Regions from separate parts of the Homo sapiens genome. Here region 2 is linked to region 1. Evidence: read pairs that join two places in POLR2A ChIA-PET (ENCODE). Cell type or tissue: HepG2. All regions are shown on one strand. Each heading gives the region's core, and the rest is flanking DNA. Links, peaks and the distances in the headings are about the cores only. Region 1 has its middle 21 kb from the start of MFSD2A. Region 2 overlaps TRIT1 (tRNA isopentenyltransferase 1).

What was found. ChIA-PET counts read pairs that join two places held together with the same protein. Peaks named below come from ENCODE experiments on the same cell type or tissue, not always from the same donor. Only the 100,000 strongest peaks of a DNase experiment are listed, where the experiment ranks them.
Region 2: POLR2A ChIA-PET joins it to region 1 with 7 read pairs; 6 of 35 experiments call an interaction of 5 or more read pairs at or near these places.

The regions. Positions count from the first base shown.
Region 1 is chr1:39,931,369-39,936,747 of GRCh38, reverse strand. No RefSeq gene overlaps it. Among named protein-coding and RNA genes, the nearest start is that of MFSD2A, 21 kb to the left of the region's middle. In HepG2, for the core only: no CTCF peak of the experiment used is centred there; a DNase peak (open chromatin) is centred at 2,307.
Region 2 is chr1:39,870,519-39,875,897 of GRCh38, reverse strand. The region is part of intron 1 of TRIT1 (tRNA isopentenyltransferase 1); the gene reads left to right. Among named protein-coding and RNA genes, the nearest start is that of MYCL-AS1, 9.9 kb to the left of the region's middle. In HepG2, for the core only: no CTCF peak of the experiment used is centred there; no DNase peak of the experiment used is centred there.

The DNA of each region.
Region 1 (5,379 bases), core at 371-5,370:
TTCTGCAGAGCAGAGAGCAGTAAGGAAGCCTAAGCGCAGGCCCACAGCCTGGCTCCACGAGGGAAGGCAGGGTGGGTAGGCAGCAACCAGGGCCCGGGACTGAGTCTGAGGAGCTCCCCCCATCACTGTCCTACCTCATTCTCAGAGACTTTGCCCCACCCTCCATTCCAGCCAGGAATTAGACTTGAAGCTCTCAGTCCCCAGAACAGTCTCTCCAGGGCTCTCCTAAGCCTCTTCTGGAGCCCTGCCTCTTATCCTGATCGCCTTGTCCTTTACAGAAAACTGCACCCCTTTTGTTCCCCGTCAGGGTCCCCTTCCTCCCACCTCTGCCTGAGCCTCCCACCCAGCAGGATTCATCCGCAGCTGTACTGCTGGTCACGCTCGCCTGTCAAGGAAGTTTCCTTAACATAGACTTCCACAGGAGACGGCCAGGAGTGGGCTACACCCCCTTTATTTGCCCACCCCCTGACTTGCCCCTCTAGCGCCACAAACTCAAGGCCCATGTGCATGCAAGACTTCCCGAAGAGGCAGGAATTCTTGTAGGAAAATACAACTAGAAGAAATAATTTAAAATTGCACATATCACATAACTGCCCAAGGAAAAAACAACCAAAACCTGTTATAGTTTTTCACAGCGTCCCTCATGGGTACACTTGGTTCCTAACTTTGTTCTCTCATCTCAGATCCTCCCTCTCCACACCCACAAAAAGACTACCTTTTCAGTTCTCCACTGGGCAAAATATCCACCAGACTCTGTGCAGGAAACCTCACCTAGTAAGCCACATGCAATAGGATCAAAAGGATAAGAAACACTTAGTAGGAGTATTTCTTCTTCCCATGAGTCTAGAATAGTATCAAAGAAGGAGGATGGAAGGGTGCAGAAAATAGGTTTCAGCCAAACAGTCTAGGGTAGGCTTGGCAATTTTGATCCTCGTGGTCCTGTTCCTTTAATGTCTTTCTACCAATGAGAAGTGATGAGCTATGCCTCCTCCTCATTGTTCAGACTTGGCCTTTTAGAGCAAGTGAGGATGACCGTAGGGTGCTTAAATGCAGATCCAATATACAGACACATACACCCTTACAAAAGACAAGTGTTTATTCTCAGCAAAGATGCAGTCTAAATCCATCCTGAGGAAGAGAAACATTTTCCTAAGAGCCCTATAGTCTGATCCCTGCCTGCAGTGGGGCTAACACTCAAATTATTTTTCAGGGTGATGTCAGATGCTCTGGGTGCATTGTCCTGCTTCCAGGCTGTGCCTCCACCTATCCTGTGCAAAAAATGGGCCTAGTAAAGAGCATCAACCCACAGTGGCCCTCCCTGGATACATAATGTCCTTGTAAGAGCTTTGAAATGTACTTTCTTTACCTTAGACCAGATGAAAATCATGGGGGAGGGGGCTGAAATTCTTCCACCCCTAAGCAGAACAATCCAGAAGTGTTAGCTATTGGTTTTTCTCTTTTTTTTTTTTTTTTTGAGACAGAGTTTCATTCTTTTTGCCCAAGCTGGAATGCAATGGCGCAATCTCGGCTCACTGCAACCTCCACCTCCTGGGTTCAAGTGATTCTCCTGCCTCAGCCTCCCGAGTAGCTGGGATTACAAGTGCACACCATCATGCTCGTCTAATTTTTTGTATTTTTAGTAGAGATGAGGTTTCACCATGTTAGCCAGGCTGGTCTCGAACTCCTGACCTCAGGTGATCTGCTCGCCTCGGCCTCCCAAAGTGCTGGGATTACAGGCGTGAGCCATCACGCCCGACCGCTATTGGATTTTCTAAGTACCTCCTCATTCTTTCCATCTCCACTCCAGTCTCCCACTCTGACCACCACATCCTCCCTTACAGCTCTGTTGGTCTCTCCTAGGAAAGCCTCAGGGGTGTGAACCTCTAGTCATGCTCAGTTCTTGACATGTCTCACGTTGATTCATTCTGTCTCCCTGACCAGGCTGCAGCTTCTGGGTTCAGGAACTGGGCCAGGATCCCTTCATTCAGGCAGGCACTTACTGAGCCCTGACTCTGTGTCAGAGTCCTCGAGGAGTTCAGAGTCTGAGGGAGAAACCAACAGGTAAATAAATCATTGCAGTAAGAGTGTGATAAAAATTATGATAGAAGAAAACAGAGGAAAAATATGGGCAAAGTTGCCACATTGCACAACTCTGGGGGTCCGTATGACTCGTCTCCTCTGGGGTTGTGCAATGAGCCCTGGTCATGCGCAAGACCAGAGGAGGAGTCTCATCCAGTGTGGGAGGTCCAGGCAAGCGCCTCAAGGAGACCAGGCGTTAGCTGAGGCTCAAAGGGCAAGTTTGCCAGGCAGATGGGGAGTGAAGGGCAATCCAGGCAGAACAAACCACATGTGCAAAGCCACAGCGGGATGAGGAAACATGTTAAATGTTGGGAAATATCAGGAAATACATTTTGGCTGACGTACTGGGTACATGTGGGAGAATGCCTAGAGCTTGCTTGTTAAATGAATTAATGACTATAATAATAAAAATCATAATCACCAACATTTGTTAACCACTCTGTCTATGCCAGGCACCGTGCTAAGTGGTGTACATGCATTTGTTCATTCTAACTTCACAACAACCCCGTGAGGTAGGTTCTTTATTACCCTCCTCTCTGCAGATAAGGAAGCAGAGGCTCAGAGAAATTAATCAACTTGCTTAAGGTCACAGAACTAGTGAACTGCAGAGCCAGGTTGGAAACCTGGATCTCCTGATTCTAGAACACTGGGCCCTTGACCACTACTTCCCTCAATACTAGTGTCCTTGACTTTGGGCAGTCGTGGCTTCAGTGCAGACCGAGGAAGAGACCAGAAGTCACATCAGGCCCCCTTTAAGCTTCTCCAGCAGCAGGGCTCTCTGTGGGTATTGGCATTGACAAGGGTCAACTCCACTGAGACCTGGAGCAGGAAAAGGGGAAAATGGGGAGGGGGCCTCATGAGCTAATTCTCTCTGCATATATGAAAAGCCTCTGGGATTCCCAGAGCTCTCCAGAAGGAATTTGAGGGAGGCAGGGTCCTGCAGAGCCAGAAAAACACTATTTGGTGAAATTGGGTGTTTTTTGTTTTTTGTTTTTGAGACGGAGTCTTGCTCCGTCCCCCAGGCTGGAGTGCAGTGGCATGATCTCAGCTCACTGCAACCTCCGCCTCCCGGGTTCAAACGATTCTCCTGCCTCAGCATCCCAAGTAGCTGGGACTACAGGCACGTGCCACCACGCCCAGCTAATTTTTGTATTTTTAGTAGAGATGGGGTTTCACCATGTTGGTCAGGCTGATCTTGAACTCCTGACTTCAAGTGATCCGCCCGCCTCGGCCTTCCAAAGTGCTGGGATTACAGGCATGAGCCACCATGCCTGGCCTGAAATTGTTTTTTATCCTGGGCATGATGTAGCCTGGTCACACCCTGAAAAATGTCAAATTCTCTTCTGTTCACTCACACCTGCATTCCTTCTCATGTCACCTGTTTTTTTTTTTGTTGTTGTTGTAGTTGTTTTTGTTTTTTATTGAGACAGTGTCTTGCTCTGTTGCCCAGGCTGGAGTGCTGTGGTGCAATCACAGCTTAATGCAACCTTCGCCTCCTGGGCTCAAGCGATTCTCCCATCTCAGCCTCCTGAGTAGCTGGGACTACAGGTACCCACCACCATGCCCAGCTAATTTTTGGATACTATTTTTGGTAAAGACGAGCTCCTGCCATGTTGCCCAGGCTGGTCTCAAACTCCTGGGCTCAAGCCATCTAACCACCTTCACCTCCCAAAGTGTTGGGATTACAGGCATGAGGTACCACGCCTGGCCTGTCACCTGTTTTTGGTTTTTGTTCTTTTTTTTTTGAGATGGAGTCTCGCTTTGTCGCCCAGGCTGGAGTGCAGTGGCATGATCTCAGCTGACTGCAACCTCTGCCTCCCAGGTTCAAACGATTCTCCTGCCTCAACCTCCCAAGTAACTGGGATTACTGGCACACACCACCACACCCAGCTAATTTTTGTATTTTTAGTAGAGATGAGGTTTCACTATGTTGGCCAGGCTGGTCTCAAACTCCTGACCTCAGCTTATCTGCCTGCCTCGGCTTCCCAAAGTGCCGAAATTACAGGCGTGAGCCACTGCACCCGGCCACCTGTTTTTGTTTTGTTTTGTTTTTGAGATGGAGTTCCACACTTGTTGCCCAGGCTGGAGTGCAATGGCACTATCCCAGCTCACTGCAACCTTCACCTCCCAGGTTCAAGCGATTCTCCTGCCTCAGCCTCCCAAGTAGCTGGGATTACAAGCATGCACCACTACGCCTGGCTAATTTCTGTATTTTTAGTAGAGATGGGGTTTCACCATATTGATAAGTCTGGATGGTCTTGAACTCCTGACCATGGGTGATCCACCTGCCTTGGCCTCCCAAAGTGCTGGGATTACAGGCGTGAGCCACCACGCCCAACCCAGCCACCTGTTTTTTAACACCATCAGGACCATCCATCCTGCCACCCTTCCATCTTCTCCTCACCTAGAAGCCTGTCCTAGTTGTACTTTGTTTTTCCTCCCACAGGGCTGGCATTTCTCTTGCTATACCTTCCCTTGCCCTCATCCTGGGTTAGGCCCAAGTGATTCCTCTCCCAGTCTACTGTGAGCTGCTGGAGGAAGGCATATGATCTCTGAGCTTGCCTGCTCTGCAGCCCTTTGCCTGGTCCTTGTCAGCTCTCTGTCTCTTTCTCGGCCATATCCTAGGGCTTTATCTCCTCAACGTGACCTTAAATCATAAAGCTCTGAGGACCTCTTCCTTTAGTTCTCTTTTCTCTTTACCGCATCCTCTCCCACCACCTCAGTGACCATATTTATACCAATAACTCCCAAATCTATAACTCTGCCCAAATCTGGATACCTGAATGTGTATTTCACACATTTGTTCATACAACTGACATTTTTTTGGCTTGTTAGACACTGACATGGACACTGCCCTCGTGAGCTCCCAATCCAGTGAGCAGATATAACCAAGAAATTAGAATGAGGCTGGGCACAGTGGCTCACACTGTAATCACAGCACTTTGGGAGGCCGAGGCAGGCAGATCACTCGAGCCCACAAGTTCGAGACCAGCCTGGGCAACATGGTGAAACTCTGTCTTTAAAAAAAAATAGAAAAATTAGTTAGGTGCAGTAGTTGCACCCTGTAGTCCCAGCTACTTGGAAGGCTGAGATAGGAAGATCACTTGAACCTGGGAGGCAGAGGTTGCAGAGAGCCAAGATCATACGATTGCACTCCAACCTGGGCAACAGAGTGAGACCCTGTCTCAAAAAAAAAAAAAAAAACCACAAAATACATAGACCGGGCGCAGTGGCTCATACCTGTAATCCCAGCACTTTGGGAGGCCAAGACAAGTGGATCACCTGAGGTCAAGAGTTTGA
Region 2 (5,379 bases), core at 110-5,109, 61 kb after region 1:
AGCCTTTTGCCGTGGGTGCTGTTATTGTCTCCTCCCTACCAAAAATTACTTTATTAAATCCTCATCTCCATGCTGTTTTATACTTTTTCCTCTAACTCTTATTTATTTATTCATTCATCCTCCATCCCATTCTTTTCCTCTGTACCACTGTGTACATTTTATCAAGCAGAAAAGTGGGAAGAATAATATTACTGACAAAAGAACAGTATGGGCAAAGTTAAGAAAATGCATGGTATGTTTTCAAGGAATGACCAGCAACTATCTGGCATAGAGGGTACTTGAGGGACAGTGGTAGGAGGTAAAACTAAAAATATAGACCCTGGGAACAAATTTTTGAGGCCCTCAAAAGTCATGCCATGAGGTTTGAGGTTTTAAAGAGGGAAGTGGTAGTAAGTCTATTTTTTTTTTTCAAGACAGAGTCTCGCTCTGTCACCCAGGCTGGAGTGCAGTGGCGCAATCTCAGCTCACTGCAACCTCCACCTCCCGGGTTCAAGCAAGTCTCCTGCCTTAGCCTCCTGAGTAGCTGGGATTACAGACGCATGCCACCACGCCTGGCTAATTTTTGTATTTTTGGTAGAGACAGGGTTTCACCATGTTGGTCAGGCTGGTCTCGAACTCCTGACCTCGTGATCTGCCCACCTCGGGCTCCCAAAGGGTTGGAATTACAGGCGTGAGCCACTGCACCTGGCCTGTAAATCTATTTTATGAAGTAACTGGGTGGAGAGTGGGTTAGAGAAGGAAAAACAGTTTAGGATTCTGTTACATTAGTCTGGGTGAGAGAGGCTGGAGTTGGGCTTTGGCTGGAGAGAATAGGTAACCATTTTGATATTTTGTAAACAGAACCAACAGGATTTTGGTTATTGAATTGGAAGCACTATGAAAAAAATGAGAACAAAGCATTTTTGTGTTCAGAAAAATGAGACATGCGGGGGCCGGGCACAGTGGCTCACGCCTATAATTCCAGCACTTTGGGAGGCTGAGGCGGGCAGATCACCTGAGGTCAGGAGCTCGAGACCAGCCTGACCAACATGGAGAAACCCTATCTCCACTAAAAATACAAAAAAATTAGTCAAGCATGGTGGTGCATGCCTGTAATCTCAGCTACTCAGGAGACTAAGGCAGGAGAATCACTTGAACCCAGGAGGCGGAGGTTGCAGTGAGCCGAGATCACGCCATTGCACTCCAGCCTGGGCAACAAGAGCGAAACTCCATCTCAAAAAAAAAAAGAAAAGAAAAATGAGACATGCTTATTAAAAAAATCCAATAATACTGAAAAGTACAGAGACAATTTAACCATAGTCTTAGCATCCTGGAGTAATGATTTTGGTTCACATCCTTCCAGACATTTGTATATATATTTAAGCACATGTGTCATGTGTGTATATGTTATTACATAAATTGACTCAGAGGTTAGATACTATTCTATTTTCTTTTAACACTATGTTATGGATATCTTTATATGTTAATGTATATAGCTATATCAGTAGTCTCAACTTGGGGTGATTTGGCCTCCTAGGGGACGTTTGGCAATCCCTGGAGACATTTTTGGTTCTAATAACTGGGGAGGTGGGTTCCTGGCATCTAATGGGTAGAGGCCAGAGACATTGCTAACATTCTAGTAGGCACAGGACAACTTCCCATAACAGAATTATTTGGCCCCAAATATTAATTGTACTAAAGTTAAGAAACTGTCCTATATTATTGTTTTTATAATTTTTTATTGATTGATTGATTGAGACACGGTCTTACTGTGTTACCCAGGCTGGTTTCAAACTCCTGGGCTCAAGCAGTCGTCCCACTTCACCTTCCAAGTAGCTGAGATTACAGGTTTAATTTTGATTTTGAAATAGTTGTAGATTTTTATTTTTATTTTTATTTTTTTGAGACAGAGTTTCGCTCTTGTTGCCCAGGCTGGAGTGCAATGGTGTGATCTCGGCTCACTGCAGCCTCCATCCCCCGGGTTCAAGCAATTCTCCTGCCCCAGCCTCCTGGGACTACAGGCATACGCCACCATAACCAGCTAATTTTGTATTTTTAGTAGAGATGGGGTTTCTCCATGTGGGTCAGGCTGGTCTCGAACTCCCGACCTCAGGTGATCCATCCGTCTCTGCCTCCCAAAGTGCTGGGATTACAGGTGTGAGACACTGTGCCTGGCCCGAAATAGTTGTAGATTTACACAAGAGTTTCAAAGATAGTACCAAGAGTTCCTGTATACCCTTCATCTACCTTGTCCTAATATTAATATCTTACATCATCATGGTACATTTATTAAAACTAAGAAATTGATATAGGTACAATACTATTAACTAAATTATAGTCTTGGATTTCACCAGTTTTTTCACTTATGTCCCTTTTCCATTTCAGGATTCAATTTAGGATACTATACTGCAGTTAGTCATCATGTATCTTTAGTGTCCTCCAATCTTTGACAGTTTTCAGTCTTTCCTTGTCTTTTACGACCTTGATACTTTTGAAGGGTACTGGTCAGCTCTTTTGTAGATGTCTCTCCATTTGGGTTTTGGTTTCTCATGATTAGACTTGGCATTATGGATTTTGGGAAAGTATACCACAGAAGTGAAGTACCCTTCTCATTGGATCATATCAAAGTATGATATCAACATAGTATTAGCATGGCTTATTACTGGTGATGGTAACTTTGATCATTTGGTTGAGATTGTATACACGTTTCTCCACTGAAAAAGTCACGATTTTTCTCTTTTTGTGTTATTTTTCTTTTCCATTTCCATAAAATGACAGTACCTAGTCTTATTTGTTGGAAATCATTTGCCAAGTCTGGCCCACACTGAATAGAAGGAGAATTAAGCTTCATTTCCAGGATGAAAGCTTATCAAATAATTTGCGGACATATGTTAAAAGCACCACAGTAATTAATAAATATTTTAGGGGAGATACCCTCAGGCTATGCAGATGTCCTATTTCTCCTTAAAGTTTCACCCTCTGATTTTAGCATTCATCAGAGTCTTTCTTTTCTTTCTTTCTTTTTGTTTTCTTCCTTTCTTCCTTTTCCTTCCTTTTCCTTCCCCTCCCTCACTTCTTCCCTTCTTCCCTCCCTCCCTCCCTCCCTTCCTTCCTTTCTCTCTCTTTCTCTCTCTCTCTGTGTGTGTGTGTGTGTGTGTGTGTGTGTTTAGTACTTCCTGTCTGGTATTACAAGATGCTTCTAGTCCCTTTCAGTGGAAAGAGCTAGGAAATGTATGTATGTATATTAATCTATATATACACACATTTATATTTATTTCTCTATCTGTATGTATATTAAAATAAGCATGGGTTTATACTGGTATCTCTGACTAATCCAGCACCACAAGATTCATTCTAGTCTTCCCCCCTTGCTTATTTGTGACTTCTTTCTCAGAGTAAGAAATTTAGCTCTCATTCCCTATAGTATATTTACTTATTTGTGTAACCTGTAGTTTCAGTGATTACTCCTGTGAGAAACAGATTTACCAACTAGAGTACAATGTTTGCCTACAGTTTGTTTGTTTGTTTTTATCCTTACAGTATCGAGTAGTAACATTGTTTTATGAAGTTACTTAGATCAGCTCCTTTTGTTTTCCTCTCTGAGGTTATATCAGACGTTTGTAATGCAGTTAGATTTCATTTGTTACAGTCTGTAGTCTATCCTGGGTTCCCAGATATTCTGGTTATTTTAAAAAATTTGCATACAGTGGCCAGCTGCAGTGGTTCACACCTCTAATCCAAGCACTTTGGGATGCCAAGGAGGGAAGATTGCTTGAGCCTAGAAGTTTGAGATCAGCTTGGGTAACATAGTGAGAGCCCATCTCTACAAAAAAAAAAAAAAAAAAAAAAATTAGTCAGGCCTGGTAGCACATACCTGTAGTCCCAATTTCTCCTGGCTCAAGCAGGAGGATGGCTTGAGCCAGGGAGGTCAAGGCTGCAGTGAGTCATGATGGTGCCACTGCACTCTAGCCTGGACAACAAAGCAAGACTCTGTCCCAAAAAAACATTTTTAAAAATTTTTTGCATACATATAGTAAAGTGTACTCTTTATGATGTTTAGTTCTATGGGTTTTGACAGATGCATAGAGTCAGATATATACCCCACAGTACCATACTGAACAGTTCTATCACCCTAAAAAATCCCTTATAGTGGCCCCTTTGTAGTCAACCCCTCTATCTCCTTCAATCTCTGGCAACAACTTACCTGTTTTCCATCCCTATTGTTTTGCCTTTTCCAGAATGTCTTAAAATGTAATCATACAATATGTAGCCTTTGAGGTTTGGCTTTTTTCACTTAGCAAAATACATTTTTTTAAAAGGTAGATTGATTGATTGATTGGAGACAGGGTCTCATTCTGTTGCCCAGGGTGGGGTGCAGTGGCGCCATCTCGGCTCACTGCAGCCTCAACTTCCTGGGCTCAAGCAATCCTCCTACCTCAGCACCCCAAGTAGCTGGGACTATAGGCCTGTGCCACCACACCTGGCTCATTTTTGTATTTTTTGTAGAGACGGTTTCACCACGTTGCCCAGGCTGGTCTGGAACTCCTGAGCTCAAGCAATCCACCTGCCTCAGGCTCCGATTATAGGCGTGAGCCACTGCACCTGGCCAGCAAAATACGTTTAAAATTCTTCCATGTTGTTGCATGCGTCCAATGCTCTTTATTGCTGAGTAGTATTCCACTGTTTGGATGTACCATAGTTTGTCTAGTCACCTTTTTTTTTTATGAGACGGAGTTTCTCCCTTGTTGCCCAGGCTGGGGTGCAGTGGTGCAATCTTGGCTTACTGCAACCTCCGCCTCCCGGGTTCAAATGATTCTCCTGCCTCAGCCTCCCGAATAGCTGAGATTACAGGCATGTGCGACCACGCCCAGCTAATTTTGTATTTTTAGTAGAGACATAGTTTCTCCATATTGGTCAGGCTGGTCTTGAACTCCTGATCTCAGGTGATCCGCCCTCCTCAGCCTCCTAAAGTGCTGGGATTACAGGCGTGAGCTACCGCGCCTGGTGTCTATTCACCTATTAAAGGACATCTGGGTTTCTGGTTTTTGGTGATTATAAAGAAAGCTATTGTAAACATTCATGTACAGGTTTTAGTGTGAAATTTCATTTGAGTAAATACCTAAGAGTGGGATTGCTAGGCTGTTTGGTAACTTTATGGTTTAACTTTACAGGAGACTACCAAACTGTTTTCTAAAATGACTGTACCATTTTGTATTTCTCCCAGTAGTGAATGAGAATTCGTGTTCTTCTGTATCTCTATATTATTTCCAGCATTTGGTATTGTCAGGCTTTTTTTTTTTTCTTTTAATTTCCGCAGTTCTATGTACTGGTATCTCATTGTCGTTAATTTACATTTCCCTAAAGACCAATGATGTTGAGCTTCTTTTTTTTTTTTTTTTT